Linked DNA regions of Mus musculus: regions 2 and 3 are each linked to region 1. The links are chromatin loops, found by intact Hi-C in ENCODE. Cell type or tissue: heart. All regions are shown on one strand. Region 1 overlaps Rnf150 (ring finger protein 150). Region 2 overlaps Rnf150 (ring finger protein 150). Region 3 overlaps Rnf150 (ring finger protein 150).

Region 1 (8,000 bases):
CACACAGAACAATAGAAGCTTCCCTCACCCCATGCTTGAGGTCCTTAATCACAAAGCAAATGAAAGCCCTGCAGACTGGGTTGGAATCAGCTGACAAACTACAGCCAGACTGCCTCAGGACATTCTGGTAAGAACCAGAGAGCCTTCAAAACATACGAAATAACGGCATTAATATATAGCCCTGAAATGATGGCATTGAAGATGTTTAAAAAAGCCAAACTGTTGTAAAGAACAAAGAACACAAAGAAGAAAAGCAAAAACAAACAAACAAACAAAACAAAGCAAACAAACAAATAAAACCAGAGACTGGAAAACTAGCAAGCAAATAGCACTTGAAATGTTGAATACAGTCATTTGTCTAAGGAAGGAAAGATCCCAAATATGAATAAGTACCTTAAGTAGTGATTTGGATCCAATTTGAAGATTCATGAACTGGAAAAAATGCCCTACAGTTCCACCACTAGGCGAGCCATCATTTATGGATTGTGTAAGCGTTTTCTGGCAAAGGTTTTCACTGTAAGACAACTTGTTAATTTTTTTCTTAATAAACATCAACTATTTAAAATAAGTACAATTGGCCCAGTGGTGTAGCTTAGTCTAATGAACTAAATCTTTACATGTGAAACAAAAAGTTGAAATACTTTCTCAGTGTTTAAAACCCAGAGAAAGGGAAAAAAGGAGCTGCTACTGAATGAGTCCTTTCACATTCTCTCTGATAATTTTCACTGTCTACTGCGGGGCAGGTCCTTGGTAGGGCTTTGGGTTAGGAAGCTGCAATCATCCTTCCTAGCAGTTGGGCAGTTTTGGAAGGTAAAGTCAGTAGAGAGAAGGGAGAAGATGAATCCGGTGACTATGGTAAATGAAGGTCACAGTCAGGCTTCCTTTACTTTGGAGTGACTGATTCCAAAGACATTGGGTTACCTTCTCAACTCCAGGTCCAAAATATCTGACACTCTCTTCTAGCTTCCACAGGAACACACAAGGCAAAACACTCATGCATATAAAAGAAAATAAAATACAAAAATAAATCCAAAGTCCAACAACAATAACAACAATAAGGTAGGTGTCTTCTAAGGAAGGACATCTGAAGTTGACCTCTAGTTTCCACAAACACAGACAAATGCACAGCTGCAAACATAGGCCTACACACTTACACATGCACACATGTAATTCTGAACCAACTTTGCCCCATTCAAATGCAGATTTAATGTAGAGTAAATCTGGCAGGAAGTCCAAGCTAGACTATGATCAATGACATCTCCCAGAGCTGATCTGATCCTGCTGCTGCTGGAATCACTCTCAAGATCTCACTGTGCTTCATGCATACATGGCATTGGGGCACACTGGGCACTCCTCACCCCCCACGTAGAATTAATCATATTTCTGGGTGCAGCACTAGACAACAGTCTCATTCAGATGTACTAAAGTCGGGTGGGAACAAAGGCTGGTGGGCTTTTAACATTTGACATTCATTAAGAGGCAGTGGCTGAAATTAGTTAGCATCCCTGGTGATTAATCTCCATTATGTGTGACCACAAGAGATGCCCAGTCACTTAGCCTGCTCTTTTCTAGACTTCTGCTGAAGGACGGGGCATGTTTCCAAAACCATTGGTTTTGTCTTAGTCATTTAATAGGGGGCTGTATTTTGCCGACAGCTTGAGAGTTTAAGAGAGAGAGAGAGAGAGACAGAGGAAAAAAAAGCCTGTTTCCTGCTGGAAAGTTCTGGAAGTTTGCCATAACTGTTATAGACACTGCTCTTAGGAAATTCCAGCTTTATGGGTCATTAGGCAAATGGAGTATGAATTTCACTGTCAGTAGGGAATGTTGGAGAAAAAGGGAAAACGCAGTGGGCAGTGCGGTTCTATGCTGTTGGTTTCTTTGGTTGAATGAAGGCTGTAAGGCTTAGCTTATTTCCAGGCACCAACTGTTGCTTGTTTGAGGTTTAAATGCTACTCTCAGTGTTAGGAGTACAGAGGCAATGAAGTCCTTCTTAACTTTGACACATTGATACAGCTCTCAAAGGCTAATTGTGATGTTTTATTTACATTCTTGCTTTTTAATAGTGAAATCAGTATTCTTTCCAACTAAAACCCGAACCTGTCAGCAAACTCCATGTTCTAAGAGGCAATTGACTATTTGGGGGTTTTCTTTGCTACAGTGATCTTAATTTCAGAAATATCTAGAAATGAGCAATCACAAATAGCAGTAATATTCACCCAAACCGGCAATTATTTGTTAGAATGTACTCCATCAGAGCTGGAAGATGAGATGATTCAATAAGTGCTTGGTGTTCAAGCAGATGACTTGATCCCCAGCATCCATGGGCGAAGCTGGATGTGGCAGCCTGTAATCTCTGCTGGTGAGCTAGAGATAGGAGATTCTGGAGCTAGCAGATCAGCTAGCCTTTCCCATCACAGTTCCAGACTGAGACCCTGTCTCAGAAAATAAAGTAGCCCATTATATAGGAAGACACATGTTCTCAATCTCTAGTCTCTACATGCATGTGAATATACACGCACACTCACATGAACGTGTATGCATGCATACCCTCCACACACAAATGTGCACCACTCATTAATGATTACGTCTTTTCTTGGCTGTAGGAAGCAGGTGATTCTAAGAATGGATGACCTAAATGTTTTCCACAGCTATTCTTGCAAGGACCCATGACCTACCTGCATTTTAATGGAGAGACTGACTATATATAATGTGTGAACACATTGATATTCTCTGTGATGGAAAATTATGTAGAAACCACAGGAAGCACATATCTATTTTTTAGCGAGGCAAGCATTTCCCCTGGATTGTATACTAGTTACTGAATATTCCTTGAGTTTTCACAGAAAATAGACTTCTATCACGTGATATCCATGTGACTTCCTGACCACCTCTCTCCAATGCGGTGGTTGATATTTTGTTATGCACCATGAAAAGGCTACATAGTGTGGACAGATATTCTCTGTAACACTTGAGTTCAAGCCTACTGGGTCAAACAAATTCTTTGCACACCACCTCCAACCCTGGATAAGCTTCTAGGATCTTTAAATCAGAGTAGCTGATTACCTCATGGGTAATCTAAGCAATAAGGATTATGCTGTTTCTTACTAAAGTGCCAGTGTCAAAGGAAGTTGATAGTAATTCTCCTTACCATTATCATTATTGATTTAAGAGAAGTTGGATATCTTTATGAAACAATTGACTGTGACGATACTTCCCCCAGGCAGAGGAAATCATTGGTTATTGCAAGCAAACACAATTTCTTTATACATTATGGCACCAAGTGTCCAGAAGAATTGAAGCAAGTTCTCAGAGATCTCTGCAGTTGTAGAGGTTCATTGCATCATTGTTCACAATATCCAAGATGTTAAATTAGCTAAAGTATTCATCTGTGAGTGATGGGTAGCCAGACACCTCATACACATAGGAAGGATGTTACATGAAAATGATCCAGCCTTCCAAAGGAAGGAAATGCTGTCATGTCATTGTAAAATAGATGAGACTTGACATTATACTGAGTGAGGTCATCTAGTTACACAATAATCACAGCATACAAAATAATTAAGTGACAAGGACACTATGAGAAGAGTAGGGTAGGATTGGGGACTGGGGTTGGAAGAAGGTTGGGGTGCATGTGAAAGGCTCCAGGTCATAGCTCTATTCTACTGCTAACCAGCTCACCTTCATAAACTTCAATGGCATGAGCAGACAAATGCTCGTACAGCCTGATAAAGAAAGCTAAGGAATGCTTAGTGGAGCCATGAGGGTGTGCATGTGTATACGTGTGCATATGTGTGTGCCTGTGTGTATGTGTGTGTGTATGTGTGCATATGTGTATGTATCTGCATGTGTATGTGTGTGCATGTGTATGTGCATACATTGCCAGAAGAGGTTGCCCGTTGCCATGGGCATGAGGTTATAGGTGATTGCAAGCTGTCCAGTGTAGGTGCTAGGAACCAACACATGTTCTCTGCAAGAGCAGAGTGACTGCCGAGACATCTCTGCAGCTCCTTCTATTTCTTTTTTAAACGTGACATTCTGTTTACATGCTGGCCTTCTTTCTTCTTTTTAAGTAAGATCACTTGTTCTCAGCATCTCCCTGTCTCCCTTAGCCTTTTCTAAAGCATGAAATGTAGCACATACAAACTTGCTTCATGCTCATCCCAAAGGCCATTGTAAGAGAAAGAATCTTTTTTTTTTTTATAAAGTTGATGCATTGTCATACTTCTATAAAACCACTGCTTGGCCCTCACTGAGAAAAACCCTTATTTCAATGTGCAGATTATCTAGCAACAAAAAGAAAAATCCATTTCATGGAGCCATGAGGGAAAGGATGCAAATGACTAGTGCTCTTAACAGCAGTGGAGGAAAATGTATGTGTTCCAAAGTGATATGTACGTGCTGAAGTGATAAATTAATATGTGTTAATAATATTAATCAAATATTACTAATGTTTTCGGAGACATATTAGTTATAAGAACACAGCACCATGAGGCAGAGACCCTCATGAGTACTATAATTATCTACAGTGATACCCTTTGCCCATTCAGCTCCTTTATGTGCCCAGGAGTTGCAGGTCCACAGGACACTTACTCATCATGTAGCATAGGTGACATCTGGTGATGTGCACACAACTGTAGAGTCAGGAAGTCGAGCCTGCAAACCACTAGTATTAAACTGATGTGTTTGGTGTAAACCAGGGAACAGTTTTCCAAGATGTTTTCATGGTGTCATTTTTCAATTTAATAAATATCCTTTAGCGCTTGAGAGAGTGCAAGCCCTTAAGTCTGGGGCCAGACCTGGGAGACGAGAAAAGTTAAAGAGGACAGCACCGTTGGCAGGCAAAAGAAGAACTGGAGCTCTGAAGCTGTGTTTGAATAACATCCAGAACGATTAGGAAGGAGGAACTGAGAGGCAGAACGACAGGGCGTTTGGGGCTGACAGAGTCATAAATCTGTACGAGTACATACAGGAAATGCATGTGGAGGCTTCTAAAAATACACATAGTACAGGCATGAGGAACAAGGAAAATATAGCCTCCCTTCCCACCCTAGGGAGATTCAGTTTAAGGTTTGCACAAAGGGCTGCGCCTGACCTATTCCACTGCTGCAGTCTGTGCTGTGTCTGGAATACAGCAAGTGCTTGCAAAATTTGTTGCATGACTAAGCCAGAGATGAGGAGACCATGGCAGCCGAGGGACAGGTCACAGCTGTCTGAAAATACCAGACTCAGCACTTGGATTTTATCTTCCATATGGTAAACAAAACAAAGCAAAACATACTTTAGCACACTAAGCCCCTTTCGGAAGTGGTGTTAACTCTATGTTCAACAGCTTTCTAGAGGCTTTGGACAATGCACCCCTCATTTAGAACGATGGGTTGCATGAAGGGAACATCATTGTTTGGTTAGGGAATCTCTATTGCAGTATATTCCTTTTTTGATAAGGAAAATCTTAATTGCAACATACTTGTGGGCACTGCTAACTTATAAATTTGTTGGAGAAACCTTGATAATACTGTATCAGACAATTGTCAATGAAAAGAAAGCATTCACAATATAGCACCCAAAACCCAACAGCACAGCATAACCAAAGCAAATCAATTTCTTAACTGTAACCAACTTATCGTCCCTGAAGAACCCTTAGCTCAAACCTGCTGCAAGTCATGGAATGCTCATTTGGGGTTTTCCAATAGTTTTCATGTAAACATTTATTTACTTATTTTTATTTCATGTGAATTGGTGTTTTGCCTGCACATATATTTGTGCGAGGATGTCGCATTCCCAGAACAGGAACTACAGATACGTATGAGCTGCCCTGTGGGTGCTGGGGATTGAACCAGGGTCCCCTGGAAGTGCAACCGGTGCTCTTAACAGCTAAGCCATCTCCATTCCTGCCACCTTTTAAAATTCTTTATCTGACTTCCAGGTTCCTTGGCTTTGATTCAGTGCTTACCACAGACTCATCAGTTTTCATTATTTTTTCATTCTATTCTTTATCTGAGCGTGAGAAGTGACATTTTTACTGGTTGACCATGTGGCAGGATATAGACTTGTTGCTGTCCTTATTACTGGAAGGAACACCGAATTCTATTTGCCCTTAAAAAAACATTTAACATTTTTTTTTGCGTGAGAATATGTGTGCACATGTGTGTATATATATATATATGAGAATGTGTATGTGTATATGTGTATGTATGTTTCATGTGTGTGTACATGTGGGTGTATGTGTGTGGGGCGGTGAGCTATGAAAGGCAGCCTGGTCCCCAGTCGAGCACAGGCTTTGAGCGCCAGAGACCTGGTAGGTGACTTCTGTCTGCAAGGGATGGCAGGTGTTTGGCCATGCCCCCTGGGCCCCTGGATCCTACTGCAGAGAGGTGTGTAGTCATCAGTCAAGTAGAGCAATGCCCCAAGCTCCTGGTGTTCTGTCTGGACTCCAGTCCTTGCAGTTACCTGGCAACAGCCAGATAGGCTCCTCCCCACAGTTACCTGGCAACAGCCAGGTAGGCCAGCCCACTATAAAAGGGCTGTTTGCTCCCTCCTCCCTCTCTTACTCTCTTGCCTCCCCCCCACCCCCCCCCGCATCCCCTTCTCCCTTCTCTCCAAATGGCCATGGCTGACCTTTACTTCTCTACTCTCTCCTTCTCTCTGCCTTTCTACAATAAATGCCTTAAAACCATGGACTGTCTCTTCTCATGGGGATCCTCCATGCTGAAGCAATGGAGCAGGTCTTCCACTAACAAGCTGCTGTGTGTATAACCTCCTGCATAGGCCTCCCAGTGTTCCCAGCTACTGCTTCCCAATCCCAGCTAGCCACCTAGCAAGATAAGGGCTCTCCTCCCTGCAGGACCCAGCCAGAACTCTCTCCTCCTGCTCTTTTCCCCTTTGCCCAGTGCCAGAGCCCGCCAGTCGGCCCACACTCTGTCCTCAGCTCTTCTGCAACATATAGTGGCATCTGCAGTGTCCAAGAGCCTGAGAATCTGCCATCTCTGGCCTCCATACAGGCCTGGGGAACCCAGAGCCACTTCTTCTGCAGTACTCAGAGGCATCTGTGGTGCCCAAAAATCTGGACCCAACTCAGGCAGGTCCATGGGGACTCAGACTGCGCTTCCTCACTCCCAGAGCAGGGTTCTGTGGCTTCTCACAGTCCAACGCCTGCCTGGTGGCGGTGTGGGAGGCACAGTCAAACTTCCCACGTCGTGCCTCACCCTGGGCTGGATGCGGGATCCCATATTTAACCTACATATGTGTGTAAGTGCATGTATGTATGTATCTATGTGTGTGTGCATGTGTATACGTGTGCATATGTGTGTGCCTGTGTGTATGTGTGTGTGTCTGTGTGCATATGTGTATGTATCTGCATGTGTATGTGCGTGCATGTGTATGTGCATACACTGCCAGAAGAGGTTGCCCGTTGCCATGGGCATGAGGTTATAGGTGATTGCAAGCTGCCCAGTGTAGGTGCTAGGAACCAACACATGTTCTCTGCAAGAGCAGAGTGACTGCCGAGACATCTCTGCAGCTCCTTCTATTTCTTTTTTAAACGTGACATTCTGTTTACATGCTGGCCTTCTTTCTTCTTTTTAAGTAAGATCACTTGTTCTCAGCATCTCCCTGTCTCCCTTAGCCTTTTCTAAAGCATGAAATGTAGCACATACAAACTTGCTTCATGCTCATCCCAAAGGCCATTGTAAGAGAAAGAATCTTTTTTTTTTTTTTAAAGTTGATGCATTGTCATACTTCTATAAAACCACTGCTTGGCCCTCACTGAGAAAAACCCTTATTTCAATGTGCAGATTATCTAGCAACAAAAAGAAAAATCCATTTCATGGAAGAACTCAAGAAACACAGAGTTGGGTAAGAACTTTAAAAGCCCCATTTTCTTCTAAAGGAAATAAAACAGCTTAAACCGATTTGGATTTTTCAAGTTGCTTTGAAGGCACTAGTCCCATTTTCCCAATAAAATAATACCATTTATTTTGCGTTTTTCATCATGTAAACAGAAG
Region 2 (8,000 bases), 52 kb before region 1:
ACAAAGACCCAAATAAACATGAGACCTGCAAAGGTCACGTTTGCTCCTCTTCTCCGAAAGCCCTCACATCTGAGAAGTCTGGCTTTACATGGGAGAAAGGAATGCAGCATAGGAGACAATCTAGGATGAATCTGAGGAGCCTGGCACTGCTGGCCTCTATCAGTCCACCACTGGGTGGAGCAAACCACTGTTTGCTTGATCACACTTTGATGTAGCTCTCCATTCTTCACTGACCCCAAGGACAATGATGGACATTATCCCCCAGGTCCTTTGGCCTTCAATGGAAGACCAATGCAAATTGATGATGTCTAGTTGCAATGTTGATTTATTTAACCTTTCTTACATTAGTGTTGTTCTGGTCATGACCTTTATGATGAGTGAAGAAAGACATTGCTTTGCATCACTGTAACAACATCAATGGTGGAGAGACTGGGGAAGATACTAAGTCACATTAGAATAGGCCAGGCTCAGGACTCAGACCTCTTGTCCCAAGTATCCATTCTTCAGGTGAGCCCCACGCTTCTAATGATTAAGTGGTACCCATAAGCTGATGTTTCCCACACTCCTATAGCTATCTCTGACTTCTCTCTTGAGATGCAGGCTCATAGTGAAAAACCTCCCAGGGCATTTCTGCTCCAATAGCTGATAAGCTTCTACACTTAATGTTGTCAAATACAGTGCTCAAACCAACCCCACTGCGTCTCTCCTGCTTTCCTCACTTGTAGTAGATGTTTGAAATTGAGCCAATTACACCCTTGATTCCTGTTTCTCTCTAACATACTATAGCTGTTTGACTTCTGAGCCAAAGTGGAGCCCTCTTGAGAACACACCGTGAGTTAATAATTAGACTGTGGGATATTGTGGCATATAATAAGAAACACATTTTGTTCCTTACATTTTGTTCTTTATCTTAGTCCCCCTTGAGAGCTCCCTAAATCCCTGCAATTCAGTGATGGGAGTGGCAGTGTGAACCAGTCCTGTTATTCAAAACAAGCACCTTGCCGTCACCCTGGCTTTGTATTAATAAGGTGGTTTTCAGAAAGTCCCTAAGGATGGGGCTGACCACCTCAGAACTTTGTGGTTAGAGGTGTGGGATGTGTAGACCTACCCTCTACCCTCATATGCTCTGAATACAGCTGATAGTCTTACAATACAAGCTCTGTGTGGGCAGAGACCTTAACTATGTGATGTATTGGAAATAAACCAATAAACCTACTCTCTCTCTCTCTCTCTCTCTCTCTCTCTCTCTCTCTCAGAAAGGCTGAAGGTTGAGTCTATCAACAATGAATAATGACTTACTCCATACCCCTTCCTTTCCACATAGGTAATGAAACCTCCTTGCATCCCAAACAGGGCTCAGAGAACTCCCAGTTTGACAGCATGTGGAAGCTGTCCCTCTCAGACAGGATCAAAAGTTCTACATCCTGCCTTCCGTACTGAGCATTCTGTCCCTCTCACCAGGCTGTCTCCCAGCTGTAAGTTTTAGAATTAAAAGATAAACATTAAGCCAAGAGCTTGCCGATGAACACTCTGTCATCCAGAGGAAAAGGTATGTAACTTAGACTTGACACACATCTAGAATAGGGCAGTTTTGTGGGATTATTTTACCTTGGGGGGGGGGGTCTGACTTTATTGCCAGAATGGAGTTAGAGTGTAGGGGGATGGGGAATTGCATAATGTGAGAGAGACCCCTATGTTTGGGGCAGAGTATTATCAGTTGAGTGAAAGTATAAAAGGAAAAAATGGGGTCTCTTTCCCCCTTCCGCATGGGATGGAACAACAGGTGTAAAGGCAGATGAATTTTATGTTCTGCATTGGGTCCACAAGAACTTCACACAGTGCTAAAATCTGACCTTATACATAGCCTTTTTATGACACTGAAGTTCAAACCCACCACTGTCCACAGTAACTGTAGCCCTTCCTTTAGAGGCCTCATGTCCGTTGTGTGTTCTTATTGCTGCCACGCTAACACAAGCTGTGAGGCAGAGCCTTTGTCTATATAACAAATGTGAAAAGAATTAAAACATATTTATACATACACAGCGTTTCTGGAGGCACTCACAGGATATGGTCAGAGTGATTCCGTCCCTGAAAGGCTGTGGTATAATTGCTAAGGGGATTTGGCATGGAAAGAAAAGGAAACCTATTCTGAAATGCACACCTCTCACTTCGTTGTTGTTATTATTTTATTAAAGAATTGTTTTAATTTTTATGTATATGAGTACATTATAGCTATCTTCAGATATACGAGAAGAGGGCATCAGATCCCATTACAGAGGGTTGTGAACCACCATGTGGTTGCTAGGAATTGGACTCAGGACCTCTGGAAATGCTGAGCCATTTCTCCAGCCCTCATAGTTATTTTTTTTTTTTACTCTGCCTATACATTATTGTTCGAAATTTTTAAAGTGCTGTGTAAAATATTAGTTTCCAAAACAAAATAAAACAAAAACCAACCAAACAAAAATCTAAAAACCAAATAGATTTTTCCTTGACAGTGATATTTTTAAAAATGTGTTCAGGGAGGGCCTTGGTGTCTGTTCGGCTTTGAGGCCACGGCTGTGTATTCGCTGGATCTTATATCTATAAACTTTCCTTTTCTTGTCATTCTAGAGAAAAGTGGGAAAGACAAACCTCATATTCAGACTTACATGTATAAGAAACAAGCTTTTCACACTTAAATGTTATTTTCCAAAAATTCTTTTCTCTGTCCATTAAAAGCGACTGTAGTGACATCCTTCTGACAATGCCACATAGTTCTTGTTTGGTTCTCATAGCAGGACCCCAGGCCTGGCATGCCATCATGCTGCCCTTACATTTGAGGAAACCTGGACCTGGGCAGGAGAAATAGCTCATGCAAGTTCATGATGCTGGGTATCATCCAATGTTGGACCCATTCTGATTCCCGAGCTGGTGCCTTCAGCTTCCAACCTATCTCAAGAAGCACAGCACAGTAGCCAAGTCTCTTCCCCACTCTCCTTTGTAGTTCTTAACCTCTGCATCTTCATCCAAAAGGCCTTGCTGTGAATGCCCAGTGAACCTCGTTCCACAGACAGCTGCTCTGGGATGACCGTCTCTGTGTACAGTACGGCATGGGAAGCATCATTATTTTGTATGATGCTGAGGATTTTTAGTTTTAAATTATAAACTCCAAGAAGCTCAGTGGACACCTACAACAGGCTAATTCCAGCCCAGTCCTTTTTCAAATACCCAATGGCAGAATGTTTCCCGATGTGACATGAACTCCTGTCCTGTTTTATCCCAGGCTGAGATCCTATAAAGAACCAAAGGCTCACTTCTTCTAAAGGCCAGTGATGCCTTAATAAAAATAAATGATTTAAGTCAACGTGCGGCTTTTTATAGATACAGCTTGCACAGCTGTGACATTCTGTTCAACAGAGTGGAACACTGCCTATCAAAAGATATTTTTTCCCTAAGTTCTTATTCCATCCTTAAAAAGGGCTAAAAATGTAGCATTTCCACTGATCAGGAAACAAGGCTAACTTTTAACAAGATCCCTTGGTGATAGCATACTGTCAAGAAAGTTAACAAATATTTCACAGAGCATGCATGGGCCTAGATGGGCATGGGCTCTCTATCTGTAGAAACCAGAGTGATGGAAAAGATTATACAACTGACTCAAGACTTAACTAGTTCACAGCTTAAAGTTTTATTCTTGCCTTAAGTACGAATTGGCTGTTTAGATTATTCATGGGCACTAAACCTCATGTTTTTATTTATGCTATCTAATTAGCAGGTGGCTATCTTTTACATAACCAATGTACAAACATTTACTTTATATGGAATCTTATAGGAGCCAGTGGGACCCATCCATGTTCATTACCTTGTGTCTAACTGGTATTATAAGCATTACTGCTGCAGAATATTTAGTGGGAACACAGAATTGAACTTGCCTATAGTCATCCAGCTACCAGCATGCCTGTAAGGATGGATGCCACTCCCTAGGAACCACTATCAACAATTAAATGTCCATACTTGACCCAAAATCTCAGTAAAGTTGGGCTAAGTTGACATTTACAAAGTTATATGTTTTGTAACAGGAGAAAATATTTCGACCTATAAAATTGAGTGGGAAATAATATGGTGGAAAATTACTTTAAAAATCTCATTAAATTGGGAACATTCCCTTAAACTCTATTGGAAGAGAGGATATCTCGTCATGCCAGTCTTGTTTGTTCAGAGGGATTATTAGACATGCTAGTGAAATCAAAGAGGATGTTTAAAATTAAAAACAATTAAACCAGCACCTAATGATTAAACACCGATGAACAGCACATGAAGACTATGTCAGACTGACAGCGATAATTTAACAGCACGCCTGGAGTCTAAAGAGTCAAGAGAAAGGAGAAACACAACTGTACTTAGAGAGGAGCTTCACCATCATAGTCATGAGCTTCTTCTAAGGGACTCTAAAAGTGTGAAGGCGGCTATAACACAAACATAGAGAAGATATTGTGACAGAGGCGACCAACAGGGACAGATGTGAGGTGTGCAGCAGCCCTATGGTTCTTGAAATGACAGGATACTGGAGCAGGAAGGCTCCGGGAGAGAACACTGAAACAGGGTCAGTATCAAGGGTCTTTACTACTGTTAAAGGAGGCCACTGCCTGGGAGAGGAAAGGGTAATTATCCACAAACGCCACTAAGAGAGTGGCAGGCCATCATAGAAAATGTTGCACTTCTGCTTCATTCTTTGTAACGAAAAGCTCAGTAAGACTTAATTAGAAAAAGGAAGTAAGATGAGGTAGAGGAAGAGAGAATGTTCTTCTAAAGTTTTGGCTTGGAGAAGATCTAATTATACCAGCTGCAGTGACAACTGCATGACAACAACAACAAATCTTCGTGCATCAAAGCACCACAGATAAAGTCAAAGATGATGGATCTCTGGGAGGAATGCAATCCCATGTTATAAAAGTCTGGTTAATTTCCTTGACCAATGAACATCTGATACACATCAATGGGAAAGTTTCCAATAGCTCAGCTGAAGAAACATCAGATCACAGAAGCAGGTACTTAACAGAAACTCAGTATTTTACACTGCACTTGAAAATGTTTTAGCTTTATTTATAATTTTACAAGTGTGATGCCATGGCTGGAAATGAAGCATGGTGGTGGGCTGTTTGCTTAGGACGTGCAAGGTCGGGGTGCCAGCCCCCCAAATCACAGGAATGAAGCAAAACAAAAAGAGTAATACTACTCATTGAATTACAATAAAAAGCTATAACGTTCCTTTGGTAAGGATATAGAAAGCTGGTTTCTTTTCTTTTAATTTGTGTATGTGTGTCCATATCTCTGTCTCTCTGTCTCTCGAGTGTGTGTGTGCACATATGTGTTTACTTGTCCCGAGAGGAGCACTTTGTGGGGGTCGGTTCTCTCTATGTGCTCTGTGGATTCTAAGGATTAAATTCAGGTTATTAGGTTTGGAGTAAAGTACCTTTGCCTTGACTCAATGCTCTCAGCAAACTACTTTTAAATATTGTTGGTTGAATTATAAATTGGTTCAATAGTTTTTGGAAGACAGAATTACAGTCATCATAGTTTAAATGCATATAGTCTTAGCAATTAAACTTCCAGAATTTACTTCATAGATATATTAAAAAGTGTGCTAAGTATCACATGTATATGTCTTATTTGAAAGAGAAAACATGTTCATTAAAAATTTTAGTTTATAATTATAAATATGGATTAATAAATATGACATACATAGGCAGTGAAGTGCTAGGTGCTCATGAGAAATGAGAAGTCTGTTTGATTTTGTGTTGCAGTGATCATTAATCTCCAAGATGAAGAAACTCCATATTTTACATATATATATATATATATATACATATATATATATATATGCATGTAGACATGTGTAAAATATCCCAAGAAGATACTTTGTGGAGTAGAATTACCCAATTAGCACTGACATGGAAGGAAATTGTTTTTCTCTGCATCCCATTGTGCAATATCCACATTGTATATGATGTATATATGTTCAAAAATTAACTGCTTTAAAAACAGTTTTTTTTAAAAAAAATAAAAATCTTTTTCTGCCCCACTTATGTTCCCAAGATGGAAATCCTGGTTCTTTGAAGTCAGGTTGTCACTCTTAGTAACATCTAGGCTCCTGTCTGTCCCCACTTCTCCATCCATCCCATTTCTGCTTAAAGAAGCAATTGTTTAAAATGATCAGTGGGTGGGAGTGGGGATAACTCATCAACACCTTAAAATGACATCAGCAAAACATCACAATTCAAATGCCTAAGCACAACAGAAGTTAGCATGTGTGGGGCGGAGTCAGAAGACACTTGGAATCCCGTGACTTGTGAGCTACAACGTTTATACCCTGACACGTGTGGTTTGCACTGAGTTTACAGAGCCATGCTTTTCTTAATGAGCTACTCACCTGGTTCCTGTCCCTGGCATTTGCATACCGAAACCTCTGGATATAATAAAAGACCAGCCATGCCAGAGAAATGATCATCAGGACAATGAAGGAGATGGAGACAAACACAACCGACGTGCGGCTCACATATTTTTGCAAGTTCCGGGTGCCGATGGTGATGTACATCGTCACGGTGATGTTCCTTTCCAGCAGGCTCACTATCTCCTTCCCTTTGGGCTCAGGAATCATTATAGCCACGATGTCTTCCACACCTGTGGCGAGAGGGGCAAGGAAGCGGGCAATGAGGGTTGGGTGAGGGGAGGTAATCAGAGTGAAAGGTTTGGGAGGGCACTTCTAAGTGATGGCATTGCTTCCTGTTAGCCAGGGCTATGCCATTTTGTAAAGTGCCATCATTTTGATTGACAATTCCCCAAACTACAGTAATTTGGTCTTGAGGATTAAAGGTCACTTTGTGCCTTTCCCATTACCATCACTAATCCAGAAACAGACTAACTGTAAACATGTATTAAGGACCGCCATCAAACACAAGATACTGAATCTCCCCTTTCCTTTAAGGAGCCCCAAGCACTTCTCAGAGCCCCTGCCATGGAAGCTGTTTCAACCTGACTCAATCTTTTCCCTGAATCCCAAATCTAACAAAACCTTTCACATCCAGGAATTCTATCCAAAACTCAAACATCTAGGAGCCCCCACTGTTACACACACACACACACACACACACCATCATACACACACACTACAGACACAAATTCACCATACATACATATCACACACCCCTCACACACATACACACATACCAAACATATACCACACCACACCACATGTACACACACTACGTACCACACACAACAAACACACACAGACACACACCACACACACATACACCATACACACATACAAATACACCACACACAAACACACACCACATACACAATCACACAAAACACATGCACACACACACACACACACACACACACACACACCACCTAAGTTGAAATTCTACTGTCTAAGGTGCTGCCCTGAATCTCGTCAGAGTGGATCTTTCCATAGATCCCCCGAAAAGAGCGAAAGGAGTTTCCATTCGATGGCAAGGAGTCAAATGCCCAGCTCCCAACCACAGTGCTCTCTTTCTTTCCCCTTGTGTACACCGTAAACACTCAATTACAGATCCTGAGTGCCATATTTTAAAGCAATTTTCACACACACACACACACACACACACACACACACACACACACACACACGTGAGAACCCAAGCAATCAAAGCCAGGGATTCCTAAAGAGCTCCAACAGGGTTGCCTAACTGATACAATGGTCTCAGAGCTATTTTCTGTTTATTTTACTCAATCGAATGGAAACAGCTATGTGACCCCAATGGAAGAGTTAGGGGAAGGACTGAAGGAGCTGAAGGGGTTTGCAACCCCATAGGAAGAATAACAATATCAACCAATCAGACCCCTCCCCCAGAGCTCCCAGGGACTAAACCACCAACCAAAAAATACACATGGAGGGACCCATGGCTCCAGCTGCATATATAGCAGAGGATGGCCTTATCTGGCATCAATGGGAGGAGAGGCCCTTGGTCCTG
Region 3 (8,000 bases), 150 kb before region 1:
CTCTCACATCTCCTTGGTTCAGCAAGCAGAGAGCAGGAGTGCTGGGCTTCGACTTGTTTTCCCCTCTTTCCTTTGGTTCAGTCAGGATCTCAGCCCATGGGGTGGTGCCAGTCCCCTGCAAGGTGTCCCCAGGTTCTGGTCAAACTTCTCTGGAAACAATCTCACAGACACATCCCAAAGTGTGCCTCGTGAATGCTTTTGGTGTCTCCTAATGAAGTCAAGTTGACAATCCCAATCACAGGTAGGAGGAACAAGTGGTCCGTGGAACATGCAAGACACATGTGTGAAACGCTGTCTGGCTGGGAGTTTCAGTTTGAATGCTGGTACATGTACACAGGTGGCCCTGCCCAGGGCAGGGCTGAAAAACACCACCCCTCCCCCCGAGAAAATATTCTACCAACGTTCAGCCTCAGGAAAAGCAGATACATAAAGTAGTTAGTTAGCTTATGATTTTCTGGCAGTCTTTTGAAAACCTTTGTCAACTAATATGGACTGTGTGGTACCATATTCCCACCCTGTTGATTTTGGGACTCTGTACTGTAATTTTGAGCATACGCCAGCGTGTGGCCCATAGGAGGCCCTGGTCCATTGGGAAGATGTGAAGGCTGGAGTTGAGATGAATGGTGCCTACATTCTGGGCATAATAGCTTCATGTCTTTATATGCCAGAGCAACATCTGATGGTAAAAATGGCCTGATGGAGGCTTAAAGTTCAAGGTGCTTTCCAGTATGACACAGGCATCCTTCTTAATGATCCCTTCGATTATTTAGCTGCGTACAGGGTAAGTATGGACTGTCCGTGCGGATGCTAAGCTGGGAAAACACTGTTGGCTACCCAGTTGCTCTCAGAGGCCACAGCCCAGTGTTTTGAGTTTTGACAGAGCCATCTCTGGGTTCTACACCTCCTGGTATCTTAGGGTATCAGGCTGACCTGCTTTTAAAAGGCATCGAGGATGGGCAGGTGGCGGGTCTGCATCACACTGGGCCTCTGCTGACTTCTTCTTAGGGGTGGTAGTCACCTTCCTTGACTTCCTTACCCACCTCCTTTACATTTCCTTTGCAAACCCCTAGCTAATCCCTAGGCTCTGCTGTTTAAAATCATTTAGGAATGGAGGACTGTGAAAAGGATTCAGTTCTTAAAGTAAGTGTCCTCTGAGTACAAGAAAAAAATGTCGGATGTGGTAACCCAATATTATAATCCTAGCCCCAGGGAGGTGGAAACTTGTGGATTCCTCAGGACTCAAAGGCCAGCCTTCTTTCTGTACCTGGCTACTTTTGAACCAGTGAGAAATCCTATTAAAAAAAAAAAAAACACCTGTGGTTGACCTCTGGTCTACAGGTATGGTGCGTCCCCCCCCCCCCCCCCCCGTATAAATAGGTAATAAGCAGATGTTAGTATTGTGGCTATCACAGACTACCTGAAACCCCCCCCACCCAAAGTGCAGCCATGATTAAAAATACAAACCTGTGGGGGATGGAGATGGAACTTTGAACAGTGCCCAGCTCCCCACCCTCTTCAACAGCATCATCACCGTACTTGCCTGCCATTCTTGTGCAAAATGCTAAATTTTCTAAATTTTTATTGCATTCATTTATCTTTTATTTAGTGCATACATATGCCTGTGCATCTCTCTCTCTCTCTCTCTCTCTCTCTCTGTTCTTACACTACAGTATATTTGTAGGTGGTACCTGCTTGTGTGTGTGTCACGGTGTGTTTGCAGGCAAGAGAAGAACTTGCTGAATTTGGTTCCTTCCCTACTTGGCTTCCGGCTTCAGTTTGAACTTGTGTCACCAGGCCTGACAGCAAATGCCTTTCATTTCTGGGCCATCTCAGCAGCCCAGTGTTAACCTTTTTAATCAATTCACTTAGAGGTTCAGAGCCCTAAGGAGGTCTGGCTTCTGCCACACGACCTAATTGAGGGAAATGACTCAGTTGCAATCCTGTTTTGGACTTTTACCATCATATGATTTAACAGTAAATATTGATGTTTTGATACCCACAGGGCCACCTTGGGAACTCGAGGAGAGGTGACAGAGTTAGGGGATCTAGATGGCACAACACAAAATCTGTTTCCATTTTATTAAAAAACAAAACAAAACAAAACAAAACTTTCCTGAAAGTCACAATCCTGTGTTGAAATCTTTATAGTTTGCTATATCTTTTGACCCATAGGTCAGAACACAGTTGCATTTATTTACATTAGAATCTTTAATATAATGAAAATAGTCACGTCTGATTGAATGTCTCCAGCTCTCATCCTTAACCATTTCATCACGCGCCCAGGACCACATAAACTGTGGATGTTCTCCAAGCACACCAAGAAGACAACAAAGCAAAATAAAGTCTGTATTTCCTAACAGAAGATGGGTTCCTTTAAAGTCATAGGGTTTTTTTTTTCCTTCCAATTTCCTTTGTATTTAAAGAGATATAAAGTGCTTTAAAAGAGTCGGGTAGGCATCTGGGGCTGGGAGGAAGGAAAGAGACCTATACAGAAGCAAACCAACAAACGGCAAACAGAACATAGCTATGCTGCCCTGCTGAGGCTTGTAAATACTCAGGGGACTCCGAGGGGAAGTGATGTCTTCACAGCGTGGCTGTAGAACGCACTACCACCATATTTCAGCACAAGAAAAGTGAACCAAACTTCAAGTCCAAAATTCCCTCAGACAAAAACCAGCCAGAGCCAGTTCTTGTGATTGGTGGGTCAGCAGGCAGTGAGGTCAGGGTTGCCTTCACTGTCCTATCTCAGATTACAGGTGAGATGGGCCTATCTTTCACTCCACCCTCAGACCAGCCAAAATGACATCATAGGCAAGCTCAAGGGAATACTGACTGTGGCATCACCCTTTGACAACAGAAGCTAATAATTCCCACTAGGGTGGAGAAAGAAAGGCCTGGGTTTTCTCTTTGCTCATGGGGTTGGTGATGCTGGAGGCCGACTTATAACATCATGTCTGATTATTCCAGACTTACAGATCCATTATCTTTGTAGTTTTTTTTTTAATCACAGATAATGTGTCACACAAAGAGAGTTTTAAAAAAATGCTGCTCTACTTCCTGCTTTTAAACAGACACTTGCTGGTTATGGTCTGCAGGTTACAGAAGTGCATGCCACGGAAGGCGACACATGCATTCCGGATATTCTGCAAATGAGAAAATTCTTCCTTCCACCTAAGGAGAGTTTTAAAGAACCCCCACCCTGGAATGGATGGAATGTAACTTCACAAATACAAAATTTATCTCAAGTTTTCTAAACATAACGGACATCCCACTATAAAAATAACACTCCCTCCCCACCCTCTTCCACCTCTAAATTTCTTCCTAATTATAAAATGGTACAATCATTTCCTATTAGTAAGCTGAAGGCAGGAACTAAACTGATTCTGCACACATACAAAACGCTTTATTTCACACCATTTACATTCACACGGAAGAAGAAGTCCTCTTATTGATCTTCCTTCTCGATTTCGTGGGAGGAAGCGGAGCTGAGCCAAAGCCACACAGAGCAATGCTGACAACACACATCCCAGACAGCAACAGAACACAGCAACGTTTTAAAACAGGCCTGCTTTGAGGTCTCCTACAGCTCTCTAGAGTTCAAGACATTCTCTCTTCATTTGATAACTGCTGGCCAAATTCTCCACTATTGAAGGAATGGTACCGATGAAAATGCAAGACACATTTGTTGACTTGGAAACCCACTGCAAATTAATTTGCTGAAAGTATCAGACCAGCAGAGGGCGCTCTGACCCTTGCAATAAAATTCTACAGACAGGTTCGGAAGACAGCAACACAAATTTGGATTGCTAAGCCCATGCACTGGCCTTCAACTGCTCTGTCCCTAATAGGCGACAATTTGGTATTTACTTCAAAGAGCAGGATACACTACAATGGGCTAGCTCTTACATGAAGAAATCTTTGGCTATTTAAAATCTTCACATTCTCAAAGAAAACTATTCTGAGTTCAATATGAGTGCTAGATTTGTCTGAAGTTTTGAAGTAAAGAGGGTTAAACACGAAAGTTTAAAGATGGCATGTGTGTCACTAAGGCCACAGTCCATTGTTTTAGATTTGTGGATTTATCGAGGCCAACCAGCAGCCTGAAAAAATTGAAATGCCCAAGGGATCCACCTTGACTTTTGTTTGTGAGAACATCAGGAGACAATTCAGCTAGTTCACAGAAGAACATGTGTCCATTTGGATGTTGATCAGTCTTTGGTTTATTTAGCACACACGGTCCTCACATTTTCTCCAAGGTCACTGCTGGCCAAAGAACCGCACACCAGAGAATTTCTACCCAGCAATGACTTTGGGTCACTCAACTGTCTCTCCTTTCTCTGTAGATTTTCCTGTCTGCCTCTTTAGAGGTCTTACAAGAAGCACACTCCCACATCCTCCTCCTTCCCCCCTCCTCCTCTTCCTCTTCTTCCTCCTCCTCCTCTTCCTCTTCTTCCTCTTCCCCCTCATCAATGAACACATATCAAGTGGCTAAAGAGCAAACAGCTCTGCAGTGAGGGTGAGCATCTGTAATGCCACCAGTTTAGAGGATCTGGGCACTGAGGTTCAAGAAAAAGCCATTTGATTATGAAGGACATAGGACAGGGAGAGAGTGAGTGAGTGAGACAGGCTCTTACAGAACAAGGAACTGATTAAATTAATTAAAGTCCACATCTGGGATCTACATTCACTTCATTAGTTATGGGATGATAACACCATGCCACCACGAAGCTCACAGTGGAATAAAATAGTTCCCTATCTACAAGATTTTAACTAGCACTGTCTGACCCTCCTGAGAAAGGCCTGCTGTTGGGAGCCAAGTATCCCAATCTTCTTCACAATCAAGACGTTTTAACTCATGACTATTGACTCCCTTCAACACCTGCTCTCCCTGGGACTCATTGGTAAGTTCCGAGCCCAGGGGAGGGGCAGTTTTCCACATAGACTTTCTCCTTAGCTCACCCTGCTTTGATCTGGGATCTTGCCTGCTGTGGATGTCCTTCAGGGTACTGGTCGTTTCCCTTGTGAAATTCAGCCATCACCCCTGCTCCTCCGTCCTCTCCCAAAATGGACAGAAATACTGCTCAGGAAATCAGGCAGCCCAGTCTTTGAAGGGCAGTGCCTCTGCTCCTCTTTGCCGTACGTTCTTTCCAAGAAGCATGGCTTGCTAAATGTTAAGGACCCTGGGAAGATGGCAGAAACAGGTCACGCAAATCCTGCTCTTGTGCGAATGTGGCCTATTAGGAGGGGACCAAGGAACAGGGTTTAAGGAAATGGGGTGTAAGATAGGGAAAGTGTGTGTGTGTGTGTGTGTGTGTGTGTGTGTGTGTGTGTGTGTGTGTGTGCAAGGAAGGGAAGGGAAATTAAGAATGCTATGGGGGCTGGTGAAATGGCTCAGTGGTTAAGAGCACTGACTGCTCTTCTAGAGGTCCTGAGTTCAATTCCTAGTAACTACCTGGGGACTCACAACCATCTGTATCTGGGATCTGATGCCCTCTTCTGGCTTGCAGGTGTACATGCAGATAGAGCAACTCATACATTTAATTTTTTTTTTTTTCTTCTACAGGACATCATCTCCCTGGCCTCAGTACCTCAGCACTGCAGAGACTGGACCTTCTCTTTGTAGATTGCATGATGATCTTTCCTAAAATTTTTGAAAGTTTTTATTTGGTAATTTTCATGGTGTTCAGCCAAGGATATGCATTCAGTGGACAACTAAATGCCATTAAATGCTTATGCAATCTACTTCAGCACCAACTAAGCTTACACCAAGAATCTTAGGCAGACTGATGTTCTCTTTTGGTTCTGGAAGTGTTGTAGTCCCAGGAATGTCTGGGCTGTAAAGAAAATGGCCACTGGGCACAGCCATTCTTAACAGGCTAGACCCTTGAATACCCACAGATGAAAATGTTAAAGCAACAACAACAACAACAACAACAACAACAACAACAACAACAAATCTCTGGAGAGAGACTTGCTTCCATGGCCAGGATGTCACACACAATGTTGAAATAGCTAGGTGCCTCTGGTACTCCTCCCCACCTCTGCCCCTGCCTCCACCCAGTATTTGTCTCTGTAGCTGTCCCAGAACTTGCTTCATAGACCGGGCTGACCTCAAACTCACTGAGATCCACCTGCCTGAGTGCTGGGTTCAAAGGTGTGAGCCACCACTGCCTGATTGCCTCTGATACCTTATCATCTCCTGTCTCCATACTATATCCATCCCTTGGGTGTGTGACCAGAACTGACCTTGAAGGCCCTGCCAGACCCAAGGCTGTTCTTAGGAGGCAGCAGCCCTTTAGAAGGATTAACCACGCAGGAGGAAGCCATTCTGAAAGTGACTCTGAGGGAGTTCAGGGCTCTTTTCCTCTCTCAACCTTGGACAAAGCTGAAGAGAAAGCTGCTCGCCATTCACCACATAGAGGCTGGATGGCCACAAGCTCAGAGATCCTTTCTCGGCAATGCCACACAGACCGGGTATGTGGCTCGGCCTGCGGTTTCCTGCGCCTTTCCTGTCTCTGAGTTCTACTGCTTTAGAACGGGGCAGCCACAGGGATGAAGAACTATGGGTTGAGGTAAATTCTCTTTGGCTAAGTGTCACATTAAGAGTCTTGGGATTAGTCATAGAAGTGAGGGGTGTAAGTCTCTCACATGAGTCTCAGGGTTTGTCATAAAAGTGAGGGTGTAATTTTATTTCAGCACCAAATCAGCATGGTTGGTTGTCTTGTTGTTTTTTAACAAACAGCTCGTCAGAGAAGCAACAGTTGCTGAGGACAGTGGACACTGTGTTTAGAAAGTTGATAAAGGCTATTTGAACCGCTATTACTTATGGAATAAGAACATCCCTGGCTGTCTCCTTAGGTAACTTGGCTAAAGTCTGTTTTTCTTTTGGGGAAAACCTGAGGTAATCTTATCCTTTTTCTCCTGTCACAGTCAGGAGAGCACTTGTAAGGATTCTGGAACATTTCTTGGGCTGTGCTGCCCGGCTGGTGGCCACTAGGCACATGTGGCTACGGAAAGCTTGAACTGTGGCTAGTAATAATGATGATGTGCTGGGCGTGTAAAAGACAGCAGATTTAGAATAGGTAACAAAGAATAGAGGAAAATGTTTTCCTGACACCCTACATCATTTGCACATCAAAACAATAATAATATTAGATTAAACTGCTATTAAATAATTTCCACCTGTTTCCTTTTTGCTTCTTAAAATGTGGCTATCGGGAGTTAGAAAAAAAAATGCATGTGACTTGGGCTGTATTTCTGTTGGACAGAGTTGGTGCACCACTTGCTCCAGAAAAATGCATGCCTGTAAATGCATAGTCAGTGGGCACTCCTGGGCTGCATAGCCACGTGTGGCTCACTGGGTCCTCAGGTCAGGGCCTCCTCATCACGGAAGGCAGCAGCAATGTCTATAGTAAGAGCTTTGCCAGTTATCTCAAGAGGAAAAACTTTCTTTTAATCTTTCTTTTGCCATGAAGGTCACAGGGAAGCCCTTCAAAACTCTTTGGTAAGCAGAGACTGTCAAAGGCTCAGGGAGTTTGCCACAGGGTCTCCTTGGAGTCAGATCAACAGGCTAAGGGTGGGCCTCTTGGGCTCCTTAGCATCCTGTAGGGTATTAGGTCAAGGACTTGCTTATATAATCAGCGTTTACCTGGCCACTGGCCAGAAAACACCTACCAGATCTTTTTCTGTCTGGTCATGCAATGTAATTTTGTATTTCTCTTGTTGTTGAATTACCCCAATGTCATTAGACTAAATATTAAAATTTCCTTTGTGACTCAGTTGTTTTCACAACACAGATCCCCCCTGGAGAAGTGCAGATGTGTCACCTGAGACAGAGGGGACAGTGAGACTCATCTTCGAAACTTCATTGGAGAGAGTCTGGTTTAGCACTCACCTGCTTCCTCGCTACGAAGCATCTCAGGCCTTGGAGGCGGGCATTAATTATGGGATGTGCTAGACCTTTGACAGAGGTGATTTTTCTGAAGCTTGTTATCATTTTC

What was found. A loop is a pair of places that touch in the nucleus more often than their neighbours do. Peaks named below come from ENCODE experiments on the same cell type or tissue, not always from the same donor. Only the 100,000 strongest peaks of a DNase experiment are listed, where the experiment ranks them.
Region 2: it touches region 1 in a loop (2.5-fold over the local background); 2 of 42 quality-filtered maps call a loop at or near these places.
Region 3: it touches region 1 in a loop (2.4-fold over the local background); 2 of 42 quality-filtered maps call a loop at or near these places.

What each region holds. Positions count from the first base shown.
Region 1 is chr8:82,937,152-82,945,151 of GRCm38, reverse strand. The region is part of intron 1 of Rnf150 (ring finger protein 150); the gene reads right to left. Among named protein-coding and RNA genes, the nearest start is that of Rnf150, 78 kb to the right of the region's middle. In heart, no CTCF peak of the experiment used is centred here; a DNase peak (open chromatin) is centred at 4,951; H3K27ac peaks cover 616 bases.
Region 2 is chr8:82,989,010-82,997,009 of GRCm38, reverse strand. It overlaps Rnf150 (ring finger protein 150), which reads right to left. Exons shown (of 7, transcript NM_177378.4): 2 at 6,413-6,663. Among named protein-coding and RNA genes, the nearest start is that of Rnf150, 130 kb to the right of the region's middle. In heart, a CTCF peak has its summit at 164; no DNase peak of the experiment used is centred here.
Region 3 is chr8:83,085,316-83,093,315 of GRCm38, reverse strand. It overlaps Rnf150 (ring finger protein 150), which reads right to left. Exons shown (of 7, transcript NM_177378.4): 7 at 2,045-8,000. Among named protein-coding and RNA genes, the nearest start is that of Tbc1d9, 76 kb to the left of the region's middle. In heart, CTCF peaks have their summits at 3,734 (motif pointing right) and 5,512 (motif pointing left); DNase peaks (open chromatin) are centred at 3,735 and 6,495.